Regions from separate parts of the Mus musculus genome. Here region 1 is linked to region 2. Evidence: chromatin loops called from intact Hi-C (ENCODE). Cell type or tissue: heart. All regions are shown on one strand. Each heading gives the region's core, and the rest is flanking DNA. Links, peaks and the distances in the headings are about the cores only.

Region 1 (10,430 bases), core at 1,380-9,379, 110 kb after region 2:
CTGTTAATTGAAACACATCCATCCTTCCTTAAGTTGCTGTGGATGGAGTATTTCATCACGAAAACAGGGAAGGACCTAGACAGAGGCACAACTAGAATGACTATGAGACTACAAGACACAGGCTAGACCGAGGTCATGAGTCTGGGCTAAACCTCCTAGTTTGGCAACAGGCTGTAGGAGGACAATCTCCCTCCCTGGAGACATTGTAACGTAAGTTGGGTTATTCGCAACTTGGTCACAAATGGGAGGAAACCACAGCAGGAGCAAGGAAGAAAGGAACTAAGGCAGAGAGGTTGGAGAAATTAAGCTACAAGCTAGAGGCACAGCCTTCCCAGCATGCCCTGGCATTCAACAGATGGAGGAAGGAGGATCACATGTTCAAGATTGTCCTTGGCATGTTTGAGGCCAGCCTGGGCTACATGAGTCCCATTTTTCTATCAGTCTGCCATTTTTCTTTATGTTAAACAACCAAAGCCTATCATTTGGACCACCTGTTTCCAAAGCCACTGGACGAGAGAAACAGTGCGGGGTGGGGTCAACCAGCAAGCCATGTGCTCACACCCTCATCTGCTCACACCAGCACACGCACGTGAATTCCGCACCTACACAGCCATGCTTACCTGTGTGGCCCAGAGCTGCAACACCAGAGCCCGGGCCTGCATCTCCTCTGACACCCCCATCTCCTCAAGATGTCTCAGATAACTCTCCAGCCAGCTGCTCCGGTCAGCCCTGGAGGCCAGCCTGGCTGGGGACAGCAGCTTCCACAGGCGGTTTTTGACACTGCATGCATGGTCTTTATCCCCTGCGGGGACGGAGCACAGAAGAAGATGGTGATAGTCGCCTCTAGGCCAGGGCCACCCAACCTCAGCCTTTCACAAGTATTCTGGGTGTCACTGATAGGACAGCCTGGGGTGATGCCCTGTAAGAGTTGCCTAGGACCCGCATCCCTTAGTAGAAAGGCATAAGGGCCTGTTCCTGCAAGAGAGAGCGTCTCCGTAGCAAGAACCCAATAGGGATTTGATGAGTGTGTGAGGCTTTATGAAGCCATTTAGGAGGACCACACTCGAGGCACCAGCCTCTCCCCCTTGAGACCTAGACCAAAGCAAGGCCAGACCCTGCACGAAAGGCAAGGGGGCTCAGCATCCCGGAAAGAGCTGCATTGGCCATTGGTGGGGGACACAGATCTGGGGTCTCCACTCAAACTCCTCTAGAGCAGACAGGTAAGGTCAGCAGAGGAAGATTCCACAGAGGAAGCTATGTAGATCTGAAGAGAGGGGAGACCTCCAGGCCGCTCCAACCTACCCTCAGACATACTGGAGCAAGTGGCTCCACCCAGGCACACACCACATTTTCTAAGGAAACTGATAATCTGGGCCAGGTGTGGTAGCGCACGCCTTTAATCCCAACACTTGGGAGGCAGAGGCAGGCAGATCTCTGTAAATTCAAGGCCAGCCTGGTCTACAGAGTGAGTTCCAAAACAGCCAGAGCTACACAGAGAAACCCTGTCTTGAAAAACCAAATGGGGGAGAAAAAAAAGCCAATAATCCAGGTGTTCCTGTGTCTGTCTGTCTCCGTCCATCTGTCTTTAGTTCCTGGGGCTGGGGATAGAAATCGGGCCCTTCCACTCTAGCCTCCTCTTATGTTTGTGACTTTGACATTGGAGCCTGCACAGGCCACAAAGGCATCTCAGGGTCTCTAAGGGGTAAGCTTTGCCTCAAGGACACCAGCCTAGACCTGAGCAGGTATGGGAGAGAATCTTTGCCTACGGGGCAATGCTGCTTGCAGTGGCCTGCAAATGCTGCCAACTGACTTAAAAACAGAGAGCCCAGGGCTGGGACTGTAGGTGCATCACCACACACACAGCCCTTAGGTGTTACAGGCACTGGGATCGAAACTCAGGTCCCGTGGCTCTGTGGCCAACACTCTGCAGACCTTTTCCTAGCCTCGACTTACTGTTTTTGAAGTTGGATGGCAACATTTTGAGAAAATGTGTTCAACTTCTTCATACCACTTCCAGTCATGTGGCAGTCTAGATTTAAAGTATTGAGCTCATGGGCTCACCTGAGACAAAACTTTCCCAGGACTCCCACTGTGTCGGGTGTTTGTTTGTTTGTTTGTTTGTTTTTCCAGCCACACAGGGCTATACAACTGACTTAAAAACTGTCCTGGAATTCACTTTGTAGAGCAGGTTGGCCTCCAACTCAGAAATCCGCCTGCCTCTGCCTCCCAAGTGCTGGGATTAAAGGCGTGCGCCACCACGCCCAGCTGTGTCGGGTTCTTGAGAGCTCCCCATGTCCTGGGAGCACAGGCCCCACTCAGGCTATGAGAGTCCCCATTCAAGATCAACATCTGGAGTTAAAAAAAACAACAACAAGGACACAGGGAGGAGGTCACAGCATCACCTCAGCAATGGTTCAGATGTCCCCAGTGTTCCCTGACCAGAGGCAAAGGTCTCAACTCAGCCACAGAAATATCTGGCTGTCCCTGAGGCCCAACCTTACAATTGCAATCTCTCATCGTGCAGTCATTGTGGCTGCATGAGTATGTTGTTTGTTGTGTATGGTGTGTATGTGGGTACATGTGTATGTTGGTGCGTTCATCAATGTGTGCCTGTGCGCATGTATGCATATGTGCATGTGTGCATTTGTGCATGTGTACATGTGTGCCTGTGTGCATGTGCGCCTTTGTGCATGTGTGCATTTGTGCATGTGTACATGTGTGCCTGTGTGCATGTGCGCCTTTGTGCCTGTGTGCATATGTGCATGTGTGCATTTGTACCTGTGTGCCTGTGTGCCTATGTACCTGTGTGCATGTGTGCCTGTGTGCCTGTGTACCTGTGTGCATGTGTGCCTGTGTACATATGTGCCTGTGTGCATGTGTACATGTGTGCCTCTGTGCATGTGTGCCTCTGTGCATGTGTGCCTGTGTGCATGTGTACATGTGTGCATGTATGTATGTTTGCATGTGTGCCTGTGTGCCTGTGTACCTGTGTGCCTGTGTGCATGTATGCATATGTGCATGTGTGCATTTGTGCATGTGTACATGTGTGCCTGTGTGCATGTGCATCTGTGTGTATGTGTGCCTGTGTGCATGTGTGCATATGTGCATGTGTGCATTTGTACCTGTGTGCATGTGTGTATGTGTGACTGTATGCATGTGTGCATGTGTGCCTGTGTACATGTGTGCCTGTGTGCATGTGTACATGTGTGCCTGTGTGCATGTGTACATGTGTGCCTGTGTGCCTGTGTACATGTGTGCCTGTGTGCATGGGTGTATGTGTGCCTGTGTGAATGTGTACATGTGTGCCTGTGTGCATGTGTGTATGTGTGCCTATGTGCATGTGTGTATGTGTGCCTGTGTGCATGTGTATATGTGTGCCTGTGTGCCTGTGTACCTGTGTGCATGTGTGCTTGTGTGCCTGTGTACATGTATGCATGTATTCTCCTCTATTGCAGAGGTTCTCACCCTCCCTAACGCTGTGACCCTTCAGTACCCTATAGTACAGTTCCTCATGTTGTGACCCCCAATCATAAAAGTGTTTCATTGCTACTTAATTGCTGTAAATTTGCTACTGTTATGACTCATAATGTAAGTATCTGTGTTTTCTGATGTCTTAGGTGACCTCTGTGAAAGGGTCATGTGACTCGCGCTCACAGGGTAAGAACTGCTGCTCTATTGCTTCCCACCTTGTTTTTCGAGCCAGGGTCTCTCACTGAACCTACAACTTGCCTTTTTAGCCACATTGACCCACAGGGAACCTCAAAGGACCCACCCCACTCCCCAGCGCTAGGGTTATAGGCACCATACTCAACTCTCCCCTAGGGGCTGGGGTCCAGACAGTCCCTCATGACAGTCCCTCGTGCCCGGCATCCAACACTTTACTCACGAGCCCTTTTCCAGATCATGGTTTTTCATAACAACTAAAAAGCACCACAGGGCGGTCTGACCCAACCCTGTGTCCAGAGGACAGAGGGAGTGACCCAGACACAGAGGTCGCAGAAGCCCATGTTGCATGGGTCTGACTGAGGCCTGGCCATCTCTGGGCCACAGTCACTTCCTTATCCACGGAGCAAGGCCTTCACCCCTGTACACTCAAATCTTGTCCTGAATGCCCCTCTGAGCTCAGAGATAGCTTGGTAGAGATGACCTGTAAATGTCTGGTGTGTTACCTCGGGGCCATTAGAATCTTGGTCACACTGTGACTCTTACTGTAAATGTGTCCTGTTGGGTGAGTAAACTGAAGCACACAACTGTAATCCCAACACTCAGCAGGCAGAGATAAGAAAATCACCAGTTTGAGGCCAGCCTGGGCTATATAGTGAGTTCCCAGCTATCCTGGCCTACACAGCAAGATTATCTCTTAGCCCCCTTTGCCCCCCCCAAAAGTATTCAAATAAAGCATACAAACCCTCAGGACTCTCAAGGCCTTAGAGGGCCAACTTTCTTTTCATGTGTATGTTTTGGGCAACACGGATACATTTTTATATTTGAAATATACTTGAAAAGATGGAGAATTTCACATGTACACAGGAAACACTAAGAGAAAGAAAGCCAGGTGTGGCTGTACAACTGTGATCTTAGCAATAGTGGAGGCAGGAGGATTGAAAGTGCATATAAGGGTTAGAGAGATGGCTCAGTGGTTAAGAGCACTGACTGCTCTTCCAAAGATCCTGAGTTCAAATCCCAGCAACCACATGGTGGCTCACAACCATCTGTAATGGGATCTGACGCCCTCTTCTGGTGTGTCTAAAGACAGCTACAGTGTACTTAGATATAATAATAAATAAAATTAAAAAAAAAAGAAAGTGCACATAACACATATGAGTAAACCACAGACAGACAGACAGACAATGAAAGGGAGGAAGAGAACAGGAGGAGGAAGAGAAGGAGGAGGAGGAGGAGGAGGAGGAGGAGGAGGCAGAAGCAGTAACCTAAGCCTTCACACTTGGTGTGCTGTAAGAATTCAGCTTCTCTTTGCTTCATCTCATTTCTTAAAGGCAAAAATTCAAGCACATCGCTACCACATCTGGATTGAGGTGGAAGGCTCTGGCCAACGCCCCCCACCTTGATCATCATGGATTTCATCCCCTTCTCTTCCACAGGTTTGGGGGGCTCTTCTCATACAATGCTCTCACACAGTGCGTCAGCAATTTAATCAGCCCCTATTCTGGCACGGGTCAGTTTTAGCTCTGTGGTCACAGTGTGGCCATGAGTATCTATCACTGTATATGAGTGTGTCTGTGGGGTCATTTCCTGGAAGAGAGACCATGGGAGAAAACGATCTGATTTGATATTTTGGTAGGGTTTCCGCCACTTGGTCTCCCGGGCATACCGCACCCACCAGGTCTGGGAACTGCTTGAGTCTGCCTGAGAGCAACTGTCCAACACTGCCACCTGCTGCTCACACTAGGAAACAGCCTTTCATGGATCTACCCTCTGTATCCCATGGAAGGAGGGAGAGTTGAAGAAACATTTTCTGGAGAACCAACTGGTGCTGGGATGGGACATATGTTTAGCACACTGGGTTTCTCAAGCAGACAAAGTGTGCACATAGCCTATTCTACCACCTGCCTGCTGCTCCTGTGACAAGTGATTTCACCTGTGGGAGCCCCGGACCCCCCCCCCCAACTACATTAGAGAGTGAAAGCCCAGAGAGGGCCTGCAGAGGCTGGAGAAGCCAAAGGAGAGCTCAACATGCTAGGCGGAGAGGTGAGCGAGATGCCTGATGCCCATTCCTGCCCTCCGGGTTGATGCTTGTCTCTGACAGTGATGTGACAAGAGGAAGGAAGCTACAGCCTCTGCCCAGCAGGCTGGCAAACCAACAGGAAGACAGGTCACAGCCCTAGGGTTCAGTGTCCTCAAGAGCTCTGAATCCAAATGGACTGTGATGGTCTGGATGTGAAATGCGTCCCCAACAGGCTCACATACTGAAGGCTTGGTTCCCAGCTGGTGGCATTATGGGGAGACAGCTGGGTTGTGAGGAAATTAGCCTCATAGATGGGCTAATGGCCAGATGGGTGGGTGTACGGCTGGGGGGGGGCGGCGGGGGGGGGAGGTAGCAGATCGTGGGTATGTGCCTTTGAAGGGTGTGTAATATCACCAGACCCTTCTTCCAGCTTTCTCCACTTCCAGGCTGCCGTGAGGTAGGCAGCCTCCTCTGCTGAGTGCTCCTACTGAGTGCTCCCACCCCCACTGTGTTCAGGTACAGCACAGGCCCACAGCAATGGAGTCAAGTGGCTGTGGATCGAAACCTCTGAAACCAGGAGCCAAAACACATCCTTCCATCTTGAGTGTTTTCCTTGGATGGTTTATCACACAGTTTTCACTCCTTTTCTTTCTATTAGCTAATTAATTAGTTAATTTTTGGTTGTTTGAGATAGCGTCTCACTATGTAGTCTTGGCTGCCCTGGAGTTGGTTATGTAAACCAGACTGGCCTCAAATTCACAGAGATCTATCTGCCTCTGTGATGACACTAAAGGTGTGCACTACCACGCCTGGTTATTGTTGCTTCTTACAGGAAAGACCATTCAGTCTTCTGTGCACAGGACCCACCACCTATGGGCAAAATGTTCTTGTGCACTGTGTGAAGATTCAAACGCTCATTTCTGTCTCCCTTGTATCTGGTTGCAATCCTTATTCAGAGAATCTCCTGTCTCAATCTTATGTAAACACCAGCTTCCCAATTGTTCCCTGATATGTCAATAAAGAGAGCTTAATAGCCAATGACTGAGCAGGGGAGAGAATAGGGCGGGACTTCTTGCCAACCAGGGGAGGGGATGCAGCCCAGGAAAGAGATAGAAAGCCATCTTGGGGATTTGGGTAGGGAGGTAGCCAGATCAGCATAAAAGACTAAAACAGAGTGGTAACTGCTCAGTTGTTGTGCCTTTAAAGCGTGTTAACTAAATATAACGATCCAATCTCAATTATTTGGGAGCTAGCCGGGTAAGAGGAAAACTGTAACACAGTTATTAAAATGCCACTAACAAGCACCCATTTCTGCAGTGACCTCATGGTGCTTACCCGCTGACAAGGAGCCTCGAGCCAGTTTGGGGAGCAGCAGATCCAGCTGGCGGAAGGTATGGAAAACATCCGCTGAGTGGACACGATCTTGGGCCTGACTCTCATGGGTGCGTGGTGAGGCCTCCACTCCATATAGGGTCAGGTAGCCGGCGCTGTGGGGGACAGCAACGAGTCAGGTCCTGACTTTCTTTTGTTCCTACCCCGCCTCAGGTTCCCTTCTTCAGTTCCTACCCTGCCTCTTTTGTTCCTACCAAGCCTATTTCCTTCGGGGATGGACTCTGACCTGAAAATGTAAGATGAACTAAACCCTTTGTTTCCCAAGTTGTCTTTAGTCAGAGTGTTTTATCACAGCAACAGAATGGAGCAGAACACTACACCTTCCTAAGCTCCCCCAGTCACAGGTCTCCCAGGAGAGGGTTTTCCAAGCAGGGAGAGGGAGAAACAGGAAGGAGGGGGGAGAGACTGAGAGAAGCATGCACAGTCCCCACCCGGCACCACACCCACAATGTGCATGCCACAGTAGGCCCGCAATGAATGTTAGGTCACTGGTGGTGGGTAGCTAAGTCTGTGGAGCAGTAGTAAGTGGCTGAGTGGGTAGATACATGGATGGATGCAGAGGTGTGGATGGGTGGGTGGATAAATGGGTGGATGCAGAGATGTGAAGGGGGTGGGGGGTGGATGGATGGGTAGATGAATGGATGAGAGTGGGTGGATGTGGATGGGGTGTGTGGGTGGTAGGGTGACTGGAAAGATGGATATACAAATAGAACACACTCCTGAGGACTCTGGTGACAAGCCATCACAAGCCTGTCTACCAAGAGCCATGCAGGCCACCATCACAACCCACCTGCACCCCACTTCCCTCTCCAGCCCAGCCCAGTGTCTGTGCCCCTGGAAACGAACCCTCAAGGTAGGAGACTCACTCCTGCTCTCTCCTCTGGGCTAACAAGAAACCCGCTTCCCCTAGGAACAGTTAGGGCTCAGAGGCCAAGCTCAGCCTTCCTTCCCTGTACCTCATCCTCAGCCTGAAAGATTCCTTTCTTCCCCTCTTCTAACTCTGGGCAGACGTGGGGACGCACTTATAATAGTCAGCTCCCCTACCAGCGTACATGGATCCAGGTGGCCAGTAGGTGGCACTCTGTGCCATAAACTAAAACGGAGCTGACAGAAAACCCACAGCTCCCAGAAGGTGGAGTTAGTGGCCTAGAGACTATGTAGCAAGCTTTCCCGGGAGGAAACCCAACTACCTGGGCCCTGGAAAGGAGCCCTCTGCTCAGGGTGAAGTGAGTTGCCAGAGAGCCAAGGAGGCCAGAGTGGAGCTTAGGACGCCACTTTGAGGGAGGGCCACCACAGGACATATTGGGTCATATGGACTGTCACCTCCTATCTGCCTTTCTGAATGTTACATACTTTCCTAGTTCAGGTAACTGCAGTGTCCCAGCACAAAGGTAGAGGCAGGAACTCAGGCCAGGCCCAGGCCCCGCGGGACGCCTATGCTGGTGACAACCAGCCCTTTCCTAAGGCCCCCTACCTCCCTTCCGTAGACCCTATACATCCTCACCTGATAAAAGCCTTCAGTAGGTCCTGCCAACCGTGTATTCTTGCCCTCTTAGGGTCCAGGCTATCACTACGACTCACAGATAGTTGGTGCCCCTGCCTGGTTCTCACCTACAGATGTCCTCTACATAGAAACATAAACTAGATTGCATTGGGGCCCCTTCGTAAGTCCCTAAAGTCACCATCCAGCTGAGCCTACATTCCAAAGCCTTCCTCCGGGCTGAGAGGCCGACTTCTGCAGACATCTCTACCTGCTCTCTCCTCTGCCACTTCCCAGCTTTGCTCTCGCCACCCTGGCTTCTTCCCACACCAGGGCCTTGCCCGTGATGTTTCCTCACTAAAGTCTTGGCACAGCCGGCGCCCCATAGCCCTGTGGCTGAAAGCCCCCAGATGCCCCATTTCTGGGTCTCTGCCTTCTCAGGCATCAGGAACGCACCTGCTGTGGCCCCTGCTGTTTCCTGTGGGACCATTGAAGACGCTGCACAGCTGAAGAAGCTGCACTTTGCTGCACTGTTTTTACTACAGTTATGAGGTCCGACCTCAGGTCGAGCTCCCTGGTGAGTCTCCCAAGCAGCACTGCTAGCCAGAGTCTAAGCCACAGCACAGATGCTGTGATGCTCAGCTAGAGGACTGTGCTGGCTGGTTTTGTGTGTCAACATGACACAAGCTGGAGTTATCACAGAGAAAGGAGCCTCCTTTGAGGAAATGCCTTCATGAGATTCAGCTGTAAGGCATTTTCTCAATGAGGGGAGGGCCCGGCCCATTGTGGGTGGTACCATCCATGAGCTGGTAGTCTTGGGTTCTATAAGAAAGGAGGCTGAGCAAGCCAGGGGAAGCAAGTCAGTAAGTAACATCCCTCCGTGGCCTCTGCATCAGCTCCTGCTTCCTGACCTGCTTGAGTTCCAGTCCTGACTTCCTCTGGTGATGAACAGCAATGTGGAAGTGTAAGCTGAATAAACCTTTTCCTCCCCAACTTGCTTCTTGGTCATGATGCTTTGTGCAGGAATGGAAACCGTGACTAAGACAAGGACTCTCGCTTTGGAGGACACTCAGACACTCGACACCCTTTGACAGTTAACATCTGGTTTATAGCTCAAGTTGTGTGAAGTGAATTCGGGGTTCCACCTGAACCACCTCCCTCCTTTGAGCATCTCCCACAGTGTCCCCACCCACAGGGTAGCCCCCAGTTCCCTCAGCCATGACAAGATTGTGGGCTCACCTGAGCAGGGCGTTGTAGGAGAACTCAAGGAGACCTGTCTCCTGCCAGCCACTGCCTGCTTCTGTGGAGTCACCCAGCAGGACCGTGCGAAGGTTGGTATACATGGCTTCTGTGAGCGCCTGCAGGTCTCTGTGCATGAGCGTCCTGCGACCAGCCACAGAAGATAGGTATTTGCCACTTAATATACTCAAAAAAGATCGCATGCACGCCGAAGGAATAACAGTTACCACTGGGACAGTTTTATAGTGGAGAAACTCGCATACAAAGAGCAGTGTCAGGACAAGGCAACATAGGCAGGGAAGGGCACAGCTGAGGCTCCAATACTGGATGGCCTCACCCTACATCATGAGCTCCTGGCCAAGACAGTCTGTCCTTGCCTGGTGCGCAGACTTGGACAAGGAACCCACAGGCTTCTAGACAACTATGAAGTCAGCGCCTCCTCTGTGAAATCCAGCAGAGGGCTGGTAATACAATTCCAGATGGACAGGCATGGGACAAAGACTGGGCTGCTGACCCAGTCTCCCCATGTGGACCTGGGATGCATGGGGCCAGGGTGAGGGGGGTCCTGGACCGCCGTCATGCTGACCTAAGCCTGGTGAGCTGCTCAGAGCCAAGGGTCAGAGGTGGTCTGTC
Region 2 (10,430 bases), core at 1,517-9,516:
ATTATGGGTCACACCACACACAATTTGTATCTCACTGTTAGATTATCTCTCGTAAGTGTTATTCCTGTCAGGCATTCCAGGCAGCCTCCCCACCCCCACATGAGAGGAAGTGTCAATAGCTCAGCTGAACAGAGAGAAACTCAGCACTGAGGGCTGGAGAGATGGCTCAGTGGTTAAGAGCACTGGCTGCTCTCCCAGAGCACCTGGTTTGAGTCCCAGCACACACAACCGTCTGTAACTCCTTTTTTCAGGGGACCAGAGCCCTCTTCTGGTCTCTGCTGGGACTGCACACATGGGGTGCACAAACATACATGCAGGCAAAACAACCACATAATATAAATGAATAATAATAATAATAATAAAAAGACATGGCAGGGCCACGATTTGGACCCAGGTTCACCTGAGCCCTCAGCATGAGCTCTTGAGTGTGTTAAAAGTCACGTGGTGGGTGGGGTTGCTAGAGAGCCAGCTCAGTGGTTAAGACCACTTGGTGTTTTTCCAGAAGACCTGAGTTCAATTCCCAGCACCCTAACCATCTGTAACTCTAGTTCCAGGAGATCTGACACCATGCATATACTCACACTCAACACCCACACATAACTAAAATATGTGTATGTGTGTGTATCTATATCTATATATGTATTAAATATGTCAGATGAACGCCAAAGGTCATTTGCTAACAACAAGAATCCCAGTCTAAGATCTTGTGGTTCACCTTCTCTCGGGCACAGGTGTCCTGCATGTGTCTCAGGAACTGGAGGGAAATACAGAAGTTTGGGCTCAAGGGTGTCGTGTTACCAGCTTTGCCAACTATTCCCTTGGGTCACGTGAGCGCCCGACTCGCCAGCAAGAACGACGCCACAATAGGATCCTTCTGCACACGTTTATTGGGAGAGCATTGACTGCATAGGCGAAAGACCCTGAGCCCAGAAATGGTGCTGCTTATATAGGCCTAGGAGTGACGTGTCCATACCTGATTGGTTATGCTACCAGTACCTCATTAATATGCGTCGGGCCAGGCAGTGACTCGGCAAAAACCTCTTCTGCACATGCGCACATTGGTTGTTTACCCATAATCATGGGCGGTGGCCAGTGGTAGCCAGCGCCACTCTGCAATGGCACATGTGGTTTCCCACAGGGTCAGGAAAAGAGCTTGCAGGCTGGTGAAAGGGCTCAGTGGGGGAAAGGTGATGTCACACAAGCCTAGAGGCCTGAGTTTGCTCCCTGATGCCCACATAAAGGCGGGAGAACTGACTCTACAAGTTGTCCTCTGAACTCCACACACACACACACACACATACACACACACACACACACAGATTATGATTATGGAAGAGGATTGGCCAAGAGAAGGGGCTTGATGAATATTTGTTGAGATTAATGAATCCATCTGCAGGTAGATATGATGAATGGTTTCAGGGGTCTTTCTGTAAAAATATAAATCTAGCTGGGCAGTGGTGTCAGGGCACACCTTTAATCCCAACATTTGAGAGGTTGAGGCAGGCAGATCTCTGTGAGATCAAGCCCAGCCTGGTCTACAGAGTGAGCTCCAGGACAGCCAGGGCTACACAGAGAAACCCTGTACAAAAATAAAGAAATAAAATGTAAAAAAAAAAAAAAAAAAAAATCCAGTGTCACCCGTTTCTGCTCAACTTCCAGGATTCTCAGGATAAAAGTGAAACCCTACGCTCGTGTGTCAAGATGCCCGCATCGTCTCCTTGGCCACCGCCTTTCTTTCTGCCACAGCCCCGGGGCTGGGGAAGAGAATGGGTTTATGTTCTTGCCTGTTGCTGACTGGATTTGAGGTGGGCAGGAGATTCAGGCTCAGTCAACTCATCTGAGAGAACCTGTGCTCAGGGGTCCAGGGAGCAAATGGCTTGTGGGAGGGTGAGAATTAAGTGTGCACGTGTCAACCTGTCTGAAACTGTCTACACTGTCCGCACCATCTGCACTACCCCTAGATGTAGGAGATGAGAGGCCATAAAAGTTCAGAGAGGGGGCCAGGGAGGGGATTCAGCTGGCAACAGAGCTGGCCTAGCATGAGTGTGGCTGTGGGTCCCAGCCCCCGCACCGGGTGAACCAGAGGTGGTGGTGAACACCTGTGACCCCAGCACCCTGGAAGTTGGGGCAGGAAGGTCAGGAGTTCAAGGTCACCCCTGGCCACATCGTGCATAAGAGCCAGCAGGTGTTATATGAGACCCTGCTCACAATAGGTAAGTTGGTAAGTACCAAGTGAAGTACCAAGCTACCAACCAAACCCTTACTCTCCTCAAAGCAAAACCTGTGTGGTTTCTGACATTTCTGACATCATCCTTGTTTTCCCTAGAAACAAGGGCCACTTCATGGTCTGCTGTACAGTGTAGATCCTGACATCTCATTCCTGTTGTGTGTGAGTGAATGCACATGTGTGTGCGTGCATGTGTGTGTGTGAGTGAATGCACATGTGTGTGCATGTGTATGTGTGTGCATGCACATATGTAGATGTGCCCATTACTGCCCAGAATCTATAAATGCCATCCAAGAGGGCTGACCCTTAGCCTTTCTGTGTACCCTGCTCTGGCTCAGAGAGCGTCATCAAATTCAGCAAGCTGAGTGCCTGAGGCTGGCCAAGGCAGGAGTGAGAGCTCATTCTCGCCTTCTGCTTGCTGCGCTGTGAACTTGAACGACGGGCCTGCAGACAGGTGTGCCAGCCTCCTCCCATCAGCTGGCTTTTCTGCAGCTGTCTGCACAGAACATGAGCGCTCCCAAACAAAGCCTGTTTCTGTCAGCCCGACAGCAAACCGTGCCTGTTCCTGTTACCTACACTATTCTGCAAAAAAATATTCACACTTAACTTTATTTCAGCCACAGTCTACAAAATGACATGCAAACCTACCCATTTTGCCTGCCTAGTGACAGATGCATTAATACCAAGGTAAACTGACCTGTCACTCTCCCTGAGCAGCTGGGCACGGCTCTGCCACCCTTGGCCTTGAGGGCTGGCCTCTTCCCTGACTTAGTGTCCTTGTCTGTACGAGGCTACTTCCTAGGATGGATCTTAGCAATTTCTTGGAAGTATTTGGTTGCTGTAGCCCACAGAAGGAGTACAACCAGCATTAGAAAGGCAGAGGACAGGCGTACTATCCAGCATCCTGCAACGTACAAAGTGACCCATAGAAACAGCATTATCCTGGCTACGGTTGTGAAACTCTGGGGCTGGCCCCTTATAAGTTCTAGAGCAGGGACCTGTGTTACGTTCAGCACAGGCTAGGCACACATGGGTGGTACAGGCACAGGCTGAATCCTATTGTCACCTGCTCACATCTCTGATCCCTACAGGAATGGATCTTGGGTGGGAGGTCTGTCCCTTTAAGAGCTAGGAGGTTCTGTTTCCTCGGAGGCTGGCAGGGTGCAGCGGGCAACTCCTCCTTTCCTAACCCCAGAACAACTCTGGGCAGACCCACATAGTGAATCGTCTGTGACAAGAAGTGAGTTATAGGCTCAGGCGGGAGCCAACCTGAGGGGACCTGAGCACACATTCTCTTCCCATGAGAAGGTCCCAGGAGAGTCCTCAGTATGCCAGACAGGAGAGGGTTGCAGGGTTGCCTGGATCAGGTCTTCAACAGTCCCCATAGTTGGTGCCACCTCCGTGGCCCTTCTCTGTTCTTCCAATATGGAGGAAAAGGCATCAAGTGTCCAAATAACATAGGCCTCGGCAGAGAAAGGACAGGCTGCACCCACGGTCACTTGGCCCACCGTGGTCAGCAGAGACACAGGATCCTTGGTAAATTAATTAGGGCCTTTGGGGCTCACCAGTTGCTTCTTCTACGTGTTTCCAATAACTGTTGTTCCTAAAGGCTGCAGAGAAGCAACCAGAATTCCACCAAGCCATGATCGGACAAAGCAAAGATGGTATCAGAATTCAGGTATCAGAATAGCTCGAGCAAGCTCCGTGTGCTGCTCCCTCAAATGGCTCAGGAAACGCCATGAAAGAGGTAAGAGATGACAGAGAGAAACCCCATTCTTTTCCTTCCTTCCTTCCTTCCTCCCTTTCTTCCTTCCTTCTTTCTACCTTTCCTTTTGAGACCAGTTTCACTGTGTAGCCCTTGTTGTCCTAGAACTCACTCTGTAGACCAGGCTGGCCTTGAACTCACAGAGATCCGAGGCTGCCTCTGCCTCCCAAATGCTGGGATTAAAGGCGTGCACCACCACCACCATTCGTTATGACTCAATACAAGCATTATAACCATGACTCATATCACCGGCAGTTACCTGCACTGGGCCCACACAAGACCAGCCCCAACAACCGGTCAGGGAGTGGGTGGGACTCACGAGGCCCCACCTGTACCTCTGAACTATTGGTTACTGATAGGTCCTGGAAGAGAGGGGACCATGGTCTTCAGTTTTGTGTCTGATGCTGGGCCCAGCAAGCTCCAAGGAACAGCTCCAAGGCTGCAGTCACACAGACAGCCTTGTTTAATCTCAGTGGGTCCCAAAACAAAATAAATAGTTACGAACTATTTATTGCGAGAGAGATTTGTGGAGTGGGTGGGGGATAAGAGAGAGGTGGGAGATGAGAGTGGTCAGTATTTAAAGTGAAGAGATGTGGAAATGTTAACATAAAATGGTTTAAAATATTAAAAACAATCATTGAATTGCATAGGAGAAGTGGGTAAATTATGACATATGAAATAAGTGTCAATAAAGATAAGGAGCCATTTTCTGCCAAGGACGTCCCATTGCTTTTAGTCCCTGTGATCTCAGGAGTGTCACAGACAGGGTCTCATTATGGGACACAAACTCAGGATCCTCCTGCCTTGGCCTCATGGGAGTGGGGGTCACAGGTGGCTGTGAACCCAGCTGCTAGCTAAGGGGTTGCCACTTGCACATAGAGTTCTGGACCCTCTACCTCTGCCCGACATCGCTGAACACTAAGAAATGTAGCATTGTTGGGAAAGGGAGGTTGAGGCAAAGACACCGGATTCAGCCAAGGAGTGTGGGACCCATTTCCTTCATGGCGTCCCCTGCTTGGACTCCGAGGGAATGAACCGGAACCTCATGGCTCTCAGCTTTGGGCACCCGCTCTGCCTGGCACTGACTCAGGAGCTGGGGATAACAGTGACCCTGTCTGAGAAAACCAACCAAAGGGCCTGCTTCCCTCCTGTGACACTCTTCAGGTCGCAGGGACTAAAAGCAATGGGGTGTCCTTGGCAGAAAATGACTCCTTATCCTATTTTTATCGGCACTTGCTTTGCAACACCATAATGCTTTTAAAATTATCATTTGTTAACATTTGACGTACGCTCTCTTGGTGGAGCTGGGATGTGGTCTCAGGCCCTGGGGCTCCCCAAGAAGGGCTCAAGGACACAAGAAGGGGCTCCTTTTATGGTCCTTCCGCTTCCTGGGTTTTAAGGGGGGTCCAGGGGGATTACATCAGGGAGTTTTAATTGGAAGGGTCACTGGAGTGGATCCGATTAAAGGATTGGGAACAGCTCCAGGAGCTGACCCCTCCCTGCCTGCGGCAAGGGCTGGGGTGGGGGTGGGGGATGCTGGAGTGGCAGCGGATGTTGGCAGGCACCTGGGCCTTGGGCAAGAGAAGCCATCACAAGAGGACAGGGGTGCAGGGCACAGCCTGGGAACACCCATCCAGCAAGATCCCTCCGGGATTCATTTTCCTTAGTTGCCTATGTTTCAAATTGGGAGTTTTTGTTCATTGTGTTGGTTTGTTTAAGACAGGATCTCATTGTCTTGGCTGGCCTGGAACTCATTATATAGATCAGGGTTAGGCCTTGAACTTGAGATTCTCCCGAATGTTGGAATTACAGGTATGCACTGCCACATCTGGTTAAAATGGGGGAGATTTCACATAAAAAGCCAGATGTTTAGATTCCCTCCACAAACTAGAGGCACTCCACCAACCTGTACTTCCAGTCATGGCCACTAGGTGGTGCTGAGGAGCAACAACTGCTTCCCAGGTGGATGCCCAGAGCCTTTGCACCTCACCATAGCTACATGCTCCTGCAGTTCTGGGCCTGCCTGGTACTATGACAATGAGAATTGCTATTAACAGATCTGCTACTATGTGTAAAGAATGTTCGGCCGGGCAGTGGTGGCACACGCCTTTAATCCTAGCACTTGGGAGGCAGACGCAGGCGGATTTCTGAGTTCGAGGCCAGCCTGGTCTACAGAGTGAGTTCCAGGACATCCAGGGCTATACAGAGAAACCCTGTCTGGAAAAACAACAACAAAAAAATGTTCTAGAGATCTTCATGGAATTACAGAGGCAGAAACAGAAGGGTTGGGAGCAGTCCTACCAATCTGCCTTAATTTCCCCATATTCACATCCTGCCAATTCCTCTTTACAAACATCACCAGATTTGTCCTTTCCTGTCCACCCTACAGCCACCACCGTGTCCCAAACATCATCAGGTCTCACTGGTACCACTGCAAAGAGATGTCTCTCCTGCCTCCTCAAAGTCACTCTACAGACCACATCCCCTAGTGCTTATTCCCTCCTTCTTGCTGGGCGTGGACCATCTAGGATAGAGACTGCATTTCCCAGCTCCCCTTGCTGCGTAGATGAGGTCCTGTGACCAGGTCTGGGCAGCAAAAGGCACTTGGAATTGGTGTGGCCCCCTCTTCTTTCTCCGGCCCCGCTGCCTGGGAGACCGATGGGGAGAACAACTATTCTGGATATGAACGGGTTAACCCCAGCACTAGGCTGACCTTGTACAGAGAGGCCTGGCAGCTCTTGGTCTGTGTGGTTTGCATCTCCAGCCACAGGAGCTTAGTGTGCAGGCCCAGAGCGTTGGGTCTCAGCCCCTCTGCTCTCTCATCGCAGGCCTTTCTATCCCCCTCCTGGTCTCTATGGTCCTTCCTGCCTTGTGCCTCTGCCCACACTGTCCCTCATGCCTGCAATGTTTCTCGCTCCCCTCTGCTAGCTGACTGCTTCTCATCTGTAGTCACTGTAGTCACCTCCTCAGGGAAGCCACCCCAGCTGTCCCCAGAGGCACAGGCTTCCCTTCTCTCTGAAATGTCCATAGGGTATTTTCAGCAGCAATGTTTTCTGTAGATACTTTCCAGTTTGTGGGCATGGGCTCAGTCTCAAACCTGAGTCCTCGGGGATAATGGGAGACCTCAGCTAAGCTGCACAGAAAGATGGGTACAGTGGCACATGCCAGTTACCCCAATATTCAGTCTACCATAGTTTCAGAACTGATAGTTCCAGGGCAGCCTGAGCTACACAAGAGCCTGTCTCAATGATTGAATGAATGAATGAGTGAGTGAATGAGTGAATGAATGACTGGCCTGTATGTGTCTCATGTGTTGAACACTGGTCTAGCACATACGGAGCTCTGGGCTCCACCCAAGCATGAACCAGGTATGGTGGGGCTCTTGTCATCCCAGTACTTGGGGAGTGCAGAGGAAGGCAGATCAGAAGTTCAAAGTCATAGTTAGCTGCAGAGGGAGTTTGCGGCCAGCCTGGGCTACATGAAACCCCCATTTCACAGAATATAGGAGAGGCCTGGAAATACAGCTCAGTGGTGGAATGCCTGCCTAGCCTATTTGAATTCCTCAGTTCAATTCCCAGGGCCTCATAGCAATCGAACAAACAAAAGCCTAGCGCTGGGCAGCAGCACTGAGGCAAGGTGCTGGCTGCAAAGCCTGGCATTCTGAGTTCAATCCTGGTGCCCACGTGGTGGAAGGAGAAGAGTCCCACAAGCTGCCCTCTGATCTCCCCCTGCACACTGTGGCGAGCACACGTGTGTGCTCACTGTGCCCTGGCATGTGCACATGGATACTTGGCACACACACACACACACACACACACACACACACACACACACACACGTTGTGACAGGCACTTTCCTTGTGGAGGTCAGAGGCTGGGGACTGTCTCCCTCCTGTCTCCTGAGCAACCTTGTGAAGGGGAAAGCAGAGGTCAGCCCTGGTCCACATGGGGGAGACAAGGGAGATGTCCCTAAGGTTCCCTTCTGCAAGGGAAAGTCCAGGACAATGCCCTTTTGGCTGGGTGACCACCGGGTCCCCTAGACCGGCTGAGGATATGAGAAGCCGGGGGACGCACTGTCAGTCAGGATTGACAAATGGTGTGGGCTGTCCCTGCTGTAGAACAGCACTGGGAATATAATTAAGAGGTGTGTGGCTGGCCAGGCAGGATGGCGTCTACAGGCTCTAAGCCTCTAATGGGAGCCTCTGTCCCCTGGTATGGTGGGATGTGGATGTGGAAATGGTCCCTGAGAATCTAACTGTGGTAGCTCACAGCTGAAAGCACTCCCCGTGGGTCAGGAGAGATGCTGGGTGGGGGACCGCACACCCAATGGCTAAAGCTACAACAAGGCCTTCAGGAGGGTCATCTTCACAGCCATGTTAGGCACTGCTTTGTATGACCAAGGCCTCCCTCCGCAACAGTCCTTGATGAAAGAGCCAGGACTTGCTTGTCCAAATTGTTTTATTCATGGTGGCTGAGGATAAACCAGAGATTGAATGCCTTCTGCAGGAAGGGAAGCCCATTGGGTAAACAGTCAGGACCTATCTCGATACCTCACTAGCACGGAGAACTCCAGGTTTTCACGCTATGTGACCCGTTGTCATGTGGGGTGTTGTGGTCACGTGTTCCAGGACAGGAATATGGTCAGAGGTTCGTTCCTACTCCTGCCGTTCTCAATTATGAGGCTTAACAGGGATTCCAAACTTGCTCCAACCCTACCAGGTCTTCTGTCTGGTGGCACGGTCCACTGCCCCTCAAACAAGGAGGATGCCTTCGCTGGTGAGATATTTCCTCACCTTCCTGTCTGGTCTCACAGGAGTCGGAAGAGCTGCCTTCTAACTCCAACTGGGCATCACCAGGCAAGCACCTTCATGTCTCACACAACAGCCACTGAGAGTCGGGTGGGCTCCGGCACCGTCCCCTTCCACAGTGATTCAGAGATCCAGTGACTCTCTCACCCCAGGGCATGGCCTCTATCTATGTAAACAAAAGTGACAGCAGAGTGCGTTGTCCAGGCTGGCCTTGCACTTATGATCCTCCTGCCTCAGCTTCTGGCTGAAAGGACAGGCCTGGGCCCAGCCTGATCCCTGTCTTCCTTCAGGAATTAATTATAAAGCAAGGAGGTAGAATTAATGAAAACCATTTCAGAATTGCTGGGGATCGAATGCAGGGCCTTGTGCATAGACTCAGTGACGTCTGGAGATGAACGGTGACCTCTGTCCTGCAGGAGGCCAGCAGCGAGTGTGTTGGTTAAGATCCTGTACTTGGGGCTGGAGAGATGGCTCAGCAGTTAAGAGCACTGACTGCTCTTCCAGAGGTTCTGAGTTCAATTCCCAGCAACCACATGGTGGCTCACAACCATCTGTAATGGGATTCAATGCCCTCTTCTGGTGTGTCTGAAGACAGCTACAGTGTACTCATATACATTAAATAAATAAATAAATAAATAAATAAATAAATAAATCTTTATTTTTAAAAAAAAAAGATCCTGTACTTGGGCTGCAATGTGGCTCAGTTGGTAGTGCTTGCCTGGTGTGCATAACTGTTACCTCAAATAGGGGTTCGGGTGTTTATGACCCAGTCAGCCTTTCACTCACTTTCTCATTTATTCATTCATTCATTCATTCATTCATTCACTCACTCACTCATTCATTCATTCATTCTCCCATTTGTTTGCTCACTCACGGACACGCCATGTCTCATACTAGAGACCCAACAGTAAACAGTTTAGGCAGAAACCTGAGTGTGTGTGTGTGTGAGAACCCGACAGTCTTGCAGAGAAACAGTTATACTGACCAGAAGCAAAACAGGTTGGTTTGGCAACGACTATGGAGGGTGAAGGGGACCTGTGAGAAGGAGGTGGCTATTAGGTGATTCCTTTTGGCTGGCGGGGCTGGGCTTCTGGGCAAAGGTGATGTCTGGGCTCAGGCCTAAAGAAGAAGAAGCTGGCGCTAGGGAAACATCCGCGGGAAGGACAGCAGGTGCAAAGGCCCTGGGGTGGAAGCTGCTGGGCGAGCATGTTTGAGTTAGGGAGATGGGGGAAGGGAGGAAGAGGGAAGGCACAGACCTGAGAGGTCCTTCTATACCAAGTGCAGCTCAGGCTGCGATGGCCACTCACAGCAGAAGAGCAATACAATGAGGCACCCCAGAAAGCACCACCGTTTTTATCCTCTGAGAGATGCTGGCAGTGTTCAGCTGTGCCCAGGAGACACCGACAGGAGGCTTAGTCACGACCTTGGAGGGGCTGTGTTGCTGTTTCAGGGAAGGAAAAGAGCTGCAGGGAGCCCTGGCTGCAGCACTCTGAGCTTGGGCCTCTGCTCCCAGAACCCTCTCCCTGCCTCCTCTGTTCCCTCGTTCACTGTGTATTCTCAGTGATGAGCTCCTTGTGGGCCCAGGGCCACTCGAGGAAAGCCAAGTGCTGTAGACAGCACGCACCCATGTG

The links. A loop is a pair of places that touch in the nucleus more often than their neighbours do. Peaks named below come from ENCODE experiments on the same cell type or tissue, not always from the same donor. Only the 100,000 strongest peaks of a DNase experiment are listed, where the experiment ranks them.
Region 1: it touches region 2 in a loop (5-fold over the local background); 28 of 42 quality-filtered maps call a loop at or near these places.

Annotation. Positions count from the first base shown.
Region 1 is chr2:167,214,188-167,224,617 of GRCm38, forward strand. Ptgis (prostaglandin I2 (prostacyclin) synthase) reads right to left here. Exons shown (of 10, transcript NM_008968.4): 4 at 9,798-9,941; 5 at 7,022-7,173; 6 at 621-802. It overlaps Gm52569 (a long non-coding RNA gene), which reads left to right and starts at 7,169. Exons shown (of 3, transcript XR_003954099.1): 1 at 7,169-7,312; 2 at 7,892-7,931; 3 at 9,000-9,258. In heart, for the core only: CTCF peaks have their summits at 5,397 (motif pointing left) and 8,155 (motif pointing right); DNase peaks (open chromatin) are centred at 5,354 and 8,155; H3K27ac peaks cover 572 bases.
Region 2 is chr2:167,107,003-167,117,432 of GRCm38, forward strand. All of the region lies in intron 1 of Kcnb1 (potassium voltage gated channel, Shab-related subfamily, member 1), which reads right to left. Among named protein-coding and RNA genes, the nearest start is that of Gm52568, 17 kb to the right of the region's middle. In heart, for the core only: a CTCF peak has its summit at 5,912 (motif pointing right); a DNase peak (open chromatin) is centred at 5,915; H3K27me3 peaks cover 2,113 bases.